Linked DNA regions of Homo sapiens: regions 1 and 3 are each linked to region 2. The links are chromatin contacts, found by Hi-C or POLR2A ChIA-PET in ENCODE. All regions are on one chromosome and are shown on one strand. Each heading gives the region's core, a stretch centred on a gene start or an enhancer-like site at or near the end of the contact. The rest is flanking DNA. Distances are from core to core; before and after follow the strand shown.

Evidence for each region. A loop is a pair of places that touch in the nucleus more often than their neighbours do. ChIA-PET counts read pairs that join two places held with the same protein, here RNA polymerase II (POLR2A). Pooled maps may share reads with other maps.
Region 1: a loop to region 2 is called in a pooled map, with 3 times the contacts of the local background. The contact joins the enhancer-like site here to the promoter of LINC03053 in region 2. A Hi-C loop is called at or near these places in 1 of 168 maps with a recorded cell type or tissue (endothelial cell of umbilical vein) and 7 of 50 pooled maps. POLR2A ChIA-PET finds 5 or more read pairs at or near these places in 3 of 52 experiments (A549, AG04450 and T-cell).
Region 3: a map with no recorded cell type shows a loop between it and region 2 (3-fold over the local background). The contact joins the enhancer-like site here to the promoter of LINC03053 in region 2. A Hi-C loop is called at or near these places in 21 of 37 single-sample maps with no recorded cell type and 13 of 50 pooled maps. POLR2A ChIA-PET finds 5 or more read pairs at or near these places in 11 of 52 experiments (GM12878, Panc1, activated CD4-positive, alpha-beta T cell and 6 more).

What each region holds. Positions count from the first base shown.
Region 1 is chrX:39,753,982-39,756,793 of GRCh38, forward strand. No RefSeq gene overlaps it. Among named protein-coding and RNA genes, the nearest start is that of MIR1587, 82 kb to the right of the region's middle. RefSeq lists an enhancer at 710-1,659. Within about 2 kb of position 1,275, at least 16 of the 41 ENCODE cell types and tissues checked have a DNase peak (open chromatin) inside an H3K27ac peak, as active enhancers do; they include endothelial cell of umbilical vein, where a contact is called at or near this core.
Region 2 is chrX:40,007,813-40,010,512 of GRCh38, forward strand. LINC03053 (long intergenic non-protein coding RNA 3053) reads left to right here and starts at 1,438. Exons shown (of 2, transcript XR_007068218.1): 1 at 1,438-1,989; 2 at 2,206-2,700. RefSeq lists an enhancer at 578-1,205.
Region 3 is chrX:39,868,965-39,871,664 of GRCh38, forward strand. No RefSeq gene overlaps it. Among named protein-coding and RNA genes, the nearest start is that of MIR1587, 33 kb to the left of the region's middle. Within about 2 kb of position 1,412, at least 2 of the 41 ENCODE cell types and tissues checked have a DNase peak (open chromatin) inside an H3K27ac peak, as active enhancers do.

The DNA.
Region 1 (2,812 bases), core at 25-2,524, 250 kb before region 2:
GATTACAGTGTGCAATTCTGAATTGGATCCTGAACCAGAGAAATATTTCTTTTCTTTTGTTTTGAAGGACATTAGTGGAGCAACTGACAGGATTTGAATAAGATCTGGGGATCAGGTAACATCTGTGTAAATATCTGTGTATATTTCCCAATTTTGATAAACCGTACTGTGGTTATTTAAGAGAACATCCTTGTTGTTTTTGTTTTTAGGAAATGCACCCTGAAATATTTCAGGGTTCAAGGAGCATCATGTCTAAAATTTAATCTCAAAAGCTTCAGGGAAAACAGAAATGTGTGTGTGTGGAGAAAGCACACAAAAATTGGTAAAAATGTTAACATTGGGGGAATCTGAGGAAAGTAGATTCAGGAAGTCTTGGCACTCCTTTTGCAAGTTTTCAAGTCTGTAATTATTTCAAAATCAAAAGTTTACAAAATAAAAATTAAGGCTGGGCACAGTGGCTCATGCCTGTAATCCCAGCACTTTGGGAGGCCGAGGCAGGTGGATCACCTGAGGTTAGGAGTTCAAGACCAGCCTGGCCAACATGGTGAAACCCCATCTCTACTAAAAATATAAAAAATTAGCCAGGTGTGGTGGTGGGTGCCTGTAATCCCAGCTACTCAAAAGGCTGAGGCAGGAGAATCTCTTGAACCCAGAAGGCAGAGGTTACAGTGACCCAAGATCATGCCACTACACTCCAGCCTGCGCTACCGAGTGAGACACCATCTCAAAATAAATAAATAAATAAATAAAAATAAAGTCCACTCTGGCTGCCGGGTGGAGCATAAATATTGGGGGAGGGGCAGCATCAGGAGAGGTAGGACCAAGGATGGCCTAGGGTGCCGTGCTAGGAGGAGACAGGGCCAAGGCCTTAGAGTGTACAGAAATCAGGACCAACAGGCTTTCCATCTTAGGAAAGCCACTCTGTCCCCCACCATGCTGCTAACAACGGACCCAGCCAGTGCCCACCAAATGGCTCCTGCAGCCTTCCTTTGCAGCCACACTGAAAAGCGATCAAATGTGAAATCCCAGGGAGGCCAGAGCAATGCGGCCAGCACTCAGCTCCGGGAGGCTGGTCAGGGAAGGGAGAGATTGGCTGCAGCCCCTGCTGCCCTGTCACCTGTATCCACGAGTGTCCCCCACTGTCTGTTGCCCCCTTGGCCGGCCTCAGCCCCTCAGGAAATAAGACTCTCCAGGCCCCAGCAGGCCTTTTGACCCAAGCCGGGGCAGCCGGGGCTCAGTTCTGAAAGAATAAAGGAACAGGCTTTCTCAGGGGGCTGCCCCTCCTCGGCCTGGTGCAGGGGACACGTGGCACAGCCAGCAAGGCTGTCTAAACAAGCAGGGGTTGAGCTGCACACCAGGCGCCACGCTCATTAAACTGGGGGCCAGCCGCAGGGCTAATCAGCCAAGCGCCTCCAGACACCGTAGTCTTGCAGGTGGATGGTGCCCCTCTGGCCTGCACACGTCTCAGTGGAGGCCGGGTAGTCTCAGGATCCCGGACAAACGAGCCAGAAAAGCCTCCTTCTCCCACCCTACTCCATCATGCGCAGAAACCAACAGTACTGTGGGGGAAGGACAGAGGGAGGTTTACACTCCCCACACGATCGCCTTTGGGAAGGGAACTCTGATGGACTCCCTCCCCTGCTAGGCAGTTCACCATCAGACACCCACAGCCTGCTTTGCTGGATTAGAGGCAGCAAAAAAAGGAGGCCAAAATGTAGTCATGCTGATAGATTGCTATCAGCAGGCCCATAGGAGAGCCTGTTCCTTTATTCTTCTGAACTCTTTCATGGAGACGCCGCCGGCTCAGGCATGGTGACTCAGACGCTCCAGAATTCGGAGCAGCCAGGACCATGGGTCTGGGTGGGGACGTCAGCCTGTGTGTCAGGCCCAGCCCTGGCACCCAGCCAGCTGGGAGGCTGGGAGGCTGGAGGTTTGCAGGCTCATAAAAAGAAATCGCTTGTTCCTCTGCCAGACAAGAATGAGCCAGGTCCGGCGGAGAGAGAAGAAAAGCACTGCTGCTGTGGGATATTCATGCCCAAGATAGTGTCCTTCTGCAGCTCTGGAGGCTGACAAAGATCTGCTTCTTCGGAGCAGGCAGCAGCCACATCAGGGAAGAACTGCACCTCTGACCCACTTGCCGGTGACCCAGTTGCAGGAGAGGAAACTGGGGCGCCAGGAGATGGGATGACTTAGCCCCAGGTCCCCCACGAATGCCTGCCCCCCGACTTCCCTATGGCAGGGTGGACACTGGGAAATCTGAGGACACAAAGAAATGATAACCCATGCCTTCCAAGTTAGTCCGGCCCCTCAGGCGTGAGTGCTCATGCGTTTTGCCCAGACTGGGGCAAGCCTTAGATGTTTTCATATTTTTCAGAATCTCTCTTCTTGACTTGAAATGGCACGGCCAAAAGCATTGTTTCTCAAAGAAGCTACGGATGTAGGACCAGTCTTGTTTGTGTTTGTTTGTTAATTAATTCCAATCCGTTATGGACAGATACTTCTGTAAAGTACAATAAAAATGATTTGCTGGAAAAATGAAGCAGAAAAAAACACAACATAAAACACAAGCCCAAACCTCTACGGTTAGATTTAACAAACACACACATACTCTGTTGACTTGCTATAAAAGTTTCTAAACACTTGCTCCCAGTTTCTGTACTTAGCTCACTGAGGACAGGTGCCAGACAGCTGTGGACTGGCACTCACCCACCGAGCACACTTCAAGTAGCGGCGGCAAAAAGTCAAGGTCAAAGCAGATGGGTTCTGGCCGGGCACGGTGGCTCATGCCTGTAATCCCAGCACTCTGGGAGAC
Region 2 (2,700 bases), core at 188-2,687:
GTGTTTGAGTAATTCGTTGCTTAGCTACTTTGGATAGGCCATTATTTTGCAAACTGGAAACATTTGCAAGTGGTGATATTTTGCTCTTGCCTGACGCAGGGGCTGCAAACCTACGCCGGCTCTGCTGAACTCTTCGAAATATATATGCATAAATTGTTCCTAATGAGACCATCTGTTTTTTATGGCCCCTCTGGAAGCAGGAGGAACCCGAAGCCTGCTCCGTCTTGCAGAAATCTGTGGCCAGGCAGGCCTGGGAAATAAATAGGGGAGATTAGAACGGTGTGCGTGATTTAACAATACGCAGAACGGCAAGTTCGGTGGTCGAGATGTGTGCCTCGATTCCCAGGGGTGCGGGTCATTTAGGGTGACTCCAGACATGGGGGTTCCTCCTAGGAGGCCCAGGGACTTTGCGGAGTTCCACGGCACACACGAACCTCGTTTTTCCATATCTGGAACATCGCCAGAGCCACAACGCGAAACCACGAGCCTGTAGCTGCTCTGGGGACCCAAAACAAGCACCCAGGTTGTAGGTGGTCCCCGACGTCGCCCACTATCTAGGGCCTCCTTCTACGGTGGTGAAGGGAGCTGAACCTGGGCCACAGAGGCAGAGAACGAGCATCACTCCACCCCATACCCGGGTCAGAGCACAGAGCTCATTCCGGGCCTATCCCAAAGACTGAGCTGCTCCGCGAGCGTCTGGCAGGCCCAGCGCCCCGGCCTGAGACCGCACTGAGGGTGGCAGGGCAAACACTTTTCACATTACCGCGTGGCTGTTAATTGGGGCAGTGCAAAAGACGCCGCGACTACCCCTTTGCGGCGGCGGGGGAGGGGGGAGCGGGTCAGGAGTGGGCAGTGGGGGCTGCTTATAATAGAAGGACTGCCCTGGGGAGCCTCAGATATCGGTAACCCCCATGATTAATTCATAACTCTCCACTGCGCCTGGCACCGTCTCGGGTCTTTAATCGGTTCTGAATGTCAGCGAGGCTTCCCCGACAGCCTGAGCACTGCTTTTTCAATGTGTTGAAAGTCGCTGCGCGCACACCAGGAGACAAAGTTGCCATCTGCTCCGGGGACCAAGGCAACTGGGCGCTGGGAGGGGCCTTCCTCCCGCGGCTCCCGCTGCCCCGGGCGGCCTCCTCTTCCCGGCCTGCCCCAAAGCCAACACTGTCACCCGGAACGTCCCCGCCCCCCGCCCCGGGTGCATGCATGGTGGAAACTCCGGCTTGCAGCGAAACAGAGCGCTGCGCGCGGGCGCGCAGGGAGCCTCGCGGTCACCCAGACCGAGACCTATGCTAATGAGATTATAGGCCCGGGTTGTTTGTGTGCGCGGACGTCAAAGGGGGGGCGCAGATAAAGTGTGGAAACCGGGATGACTTGGAGGGGGGAGGGGCAGGAAGCCCCAGGAGAACAAAGCTCCTGGCCGTCGGCCTCCAAAGAGTCGCAGAAGTGACCGCCACTGGCTCGTGCACAGGCGGAAGCGGGGGAGGGCGGGGGACGCCAGGCCTAAAGCGCCTCGTGGGTTTAGAGAACTCAGAGAGGGCACCGGGTGGGGGTGGGAAGAAGACTCAACCCGTAGCTAAATGTTTGGCCTTTGGCTATTTTTTAAGGAAACGAATCTCAGGGAGGTCGGGGCGCGGGGGATGGGGGCATCATCGCGCCTCGGAGATGGGAAGCGAGTTCCCCTCCGCTTTCTGGGAAAAGCCTTGTCTCCCTTCTTTCCCCTCCCCCCATCCTGCTGAGGGTTTGCGTTGACCCATCTCTCCGCTCGGGACCGGCAGGAGGACGGAGCCGCAGGGGCTGACCGCGGCCCAGAGGCTGCCCAGGGGTCGCGCTGCTGCCGGCCTGCGCTTCCGCACTCCCGGGTTCGGTGCGTCGCCTCTCGCGGCAGCGCCTCGCTTCTTCCAGACTGTAATTCCACACTCCCGCAAGCGCTGGGGCTGCGGAATCGTTTGAGGGAGTTGGAACTGCATCAGATGAGCACGCCGGGAGGTGAGATCGGGTAGGAAATAGCCGAAACTTTGAGTTGTGCGCCACCCCACCGCCCCCAACACACACACACAGGCACACACACACACACACACACACACACACACACATTTACCCTCCCCCTTCCCAGCCGCAACCTCCGCCACCCTCTCGATTCTTCAAGGTTTGCAGCCCAGTCCTGTCATATGGTTTTGTTTCTGTGCTGCTGTTTTTTTTCAGACACGAAAATTGGACACGTGGAGAATTAGCCCTGCTGGAGAAGCGCTGGGTGCAGACTCAAACAATGGTTTCCAGCGCCGAAGCTGAGGCATCACCTTCCCCACCTCCACCCTCAAATGGCAGCTGCCTCTATATACAGCGGGCACACCCCTTCACTACCCACCCCCTCCCCCAAAGCCTGGTTAGGGACCTATGTGGGCTGCACGCTCTGGAGCCCCTTGCCCGGACACAAACCCTAGGTGGGCCTGGGCTGCCCGCTGAGTAGCTCATTGCGCCTGGGATCCCCTGGGATTTAGAAGTATAGGGCTCTCTATTTTTCCCTAGGAAGGTCCTGTCTCAAAGATGCCACCCCCAAAAATTAATGTGTAAAAACCCAACCAAGCTCCAGTCTCTGTGTCCTTTGGCAAATCTATCTTTCCTAGGGCATACTTTCCTAAGCTGCTGGGACCTTGCCCCCCATCTGATGAGCCATACGCAGGTGGTCTGGCCTCTTCA
Region 3 (2,700 bases), core at 162-2,661, 140 kb before region 2:
AAATCATAAATTCGCTTTTTTTTTTTTTTTTCGAGACAGTGTCTTTCTCTGTTGACCAGGCTGGAGTATAATGACACATTCACACCTCATGGCAGCCTTGACCTCCTGGGCTCAAGTGATCCTCCTGCCTCAGCCTCCTTTCTGAGTAAGATCTTTAAGAATAAGCCACCCCCATCCTAACACACACACACGCACACACACACACACACACACACACAAGTGGCCAGTATCTATTTCCTCCCTCTCCCAGCCAGGCAGTTTAGGGAGTTGGAGTTGGCTGCACATCCAGCTCTAGGGATCAACCAGATTGGCTTAATTCAAAAGGGAAGATACACATGACCAAATTGGTCCAATCAGAGTGAATATCAGGATTCTTGATGGGAATGCTGGAACACAGGGTCTCTCTTCTGGGCTGGGTTTGGTTGTACAGCATGTGAGTTCTAGAGTAGAGCAGCTACAATTGGGTGGGCAGGTGGCAGGAATGGGGGCTGGAAGTTCCAGGAATCTGGATGGGGTTGGGGGGTGGGGGCAGGGAACCACTACTGTGTGTAACCATGAAACCCATCCAGAGGAAACAGAGCAGATAATGGGTGCTGGTGGCATCATTTAAGCCCTAGATGAAGCCATACCTGAAGTAGGTTACCTCTGGACCATTCAGTAACATAAACCAATCAATTTCCCCTTTTGCTAATATTGAATTGGGTTGGGTTCACAATGGAAAAATCACTAAATGATATAATTTCTTTGGGATCCTCCAAAGAGCCTAACCCCAGGATAGTGTGGACACTCAATAAATACAAGTATGCACCACATAATGACGTACCAGTCAACAACATATTGTATATACGACAGTGGTCCCGTAATATTATAATACTGTATTTTTACTGTAACTTTTCTATGTGTAGAGATGTTTAGATACACAAATACCACTGTATAACAATTACCTGCAGTATTCAGTACAGTACATGCTGTACAGGTTTGTAGCCTAGGAACAACAGGCTATACCATGTAGCCTAAGTGTGTAGTAAGCTATACCACATAGGCTCGTAGAAATATATGCTATGATGTTCATACAATGACGAAATCCCCTAACCAAACATTTTTCAGAACATATCCCCTTCATTAAGTGACACATGACTGTACTAGAGCATTACAAAGCCTCAATCTATGAAGGCTTTGTAGATAAGAAAACTGTGACCAGGGGTAAAGGGATTTACCAAGTCTCAGGAGCCAGTTAGTGGCAGAGCCTGGATGACAGCCTAGATCTCCAATCTAGTGCCATTCCCACTGCACTGGAAGGGATGAGGGCCACTGTTCCTCCTCCCTTGATCCGCCAACCTAGTCCCTGCAGGAGAGGGAGGAGCTGAGAAAGCCAGTGTGAAGCCACAGCACCCTCAACCCCCCAGATAGGAAGACTTGGTTGCAAGCCAGGAGGCCAGAGGAGAGGCGAGGCAGGAAATTGAGTGGCTCCACGTCAACCACACGTTCTGAGTCACCTGGGGGCTGTCAGTAAGAAGATAGTGCAAAGATGGTGAGCAGCTGCCAACCCAGGCAGCAGGCATGTCGGTGTCCTCAGGACCCCAGAGGGCCCCATTGCAGGCTCTAGGGAGACCTCTACCCTCAAGAAGGCTATCTCCGAAGGGGCGCGGTGGCTCATGCCTGTAATCCCAGCACTTTGGGAGGCCAAGGTGGGCGGATCACGAGGTCAGGAGATCGAGACTATCCTGGCTAACATGGTGATACCCCGTCCCTACTAAAAATACAAAAAATTAGCCGGGCATGGTGGCGGGCGCCTGTAGTCCCAGCTAGTCGGGAGGCTGAGGCAGGAGAATGGTGTGAACCTGGGAGGCGGAGCTTGCAGTGAGCTGAGATCGTGCCACTGCACTCCAGCCTGGGCAACAGAGCGAGAATGAAACTCCGTCTCAAAAAAAAAAAAAAAAAAAAAAAAGAAGGCTGTCTCCAAGTGGGGTGGTGGGCTTAGCAGGCTCCAGAAGGGGCAGAAATGTGTGTCGGGGCAGAGTCACGTGTCTGGCAGCTGGGCTGTGAAGACTGGCAGGGGTGGGGAGTGGATTGTGCAGAATAGAATATCTGGGATACCTTGGGCATCTCTCTCCAACATGGCAGCTTCAGGGTAGCCAAATTCTTAAATGGCAGCTCAGTGCTTCAAAGACATGTGGGAGGGAGGGAGAGAGGGAGAGAGGGAGAGAGGGCGAGGGGGAGAAGGAGTGAGAGAGAGAGAGAGGTGAAAGCCATATCACCTTTTCCAACCTGGCCTCACAGCATCACCTCTGGTTCATTCAATTCATTGGAAATGTCTGGTCCATATTCAGAGGAGAATTAGGCTCCACCTGGTTGGGAGGACTGTCAAAGAAAGTCTAGATATGGTATTTTATTTGTTGTTGTTTGAGACAGGATCCTGCTCTGTCATCCAGGCCGGAATGCAGTGGTGTGACCATGGTTCACTGTATCCTCGACCTCCTGGGCTCAAAAGATCCTCCTACCTCAGCCTCCCTAGTAGCTTGGACCACAGGCATGTGCCATCGCACCTGGCTTATTTTTTTTTAGAGATGGAGTCTCTCGCTAATGTTGCCCAGGCTGGTCTTGAACCCCTGGGCTCAAAGGATCCTCCCACCTTGGCCTCCCAAACTGCTGGGATTACAGGTATGAGCCACTGCACGTAGCTGAGACATGGTTTTCAAC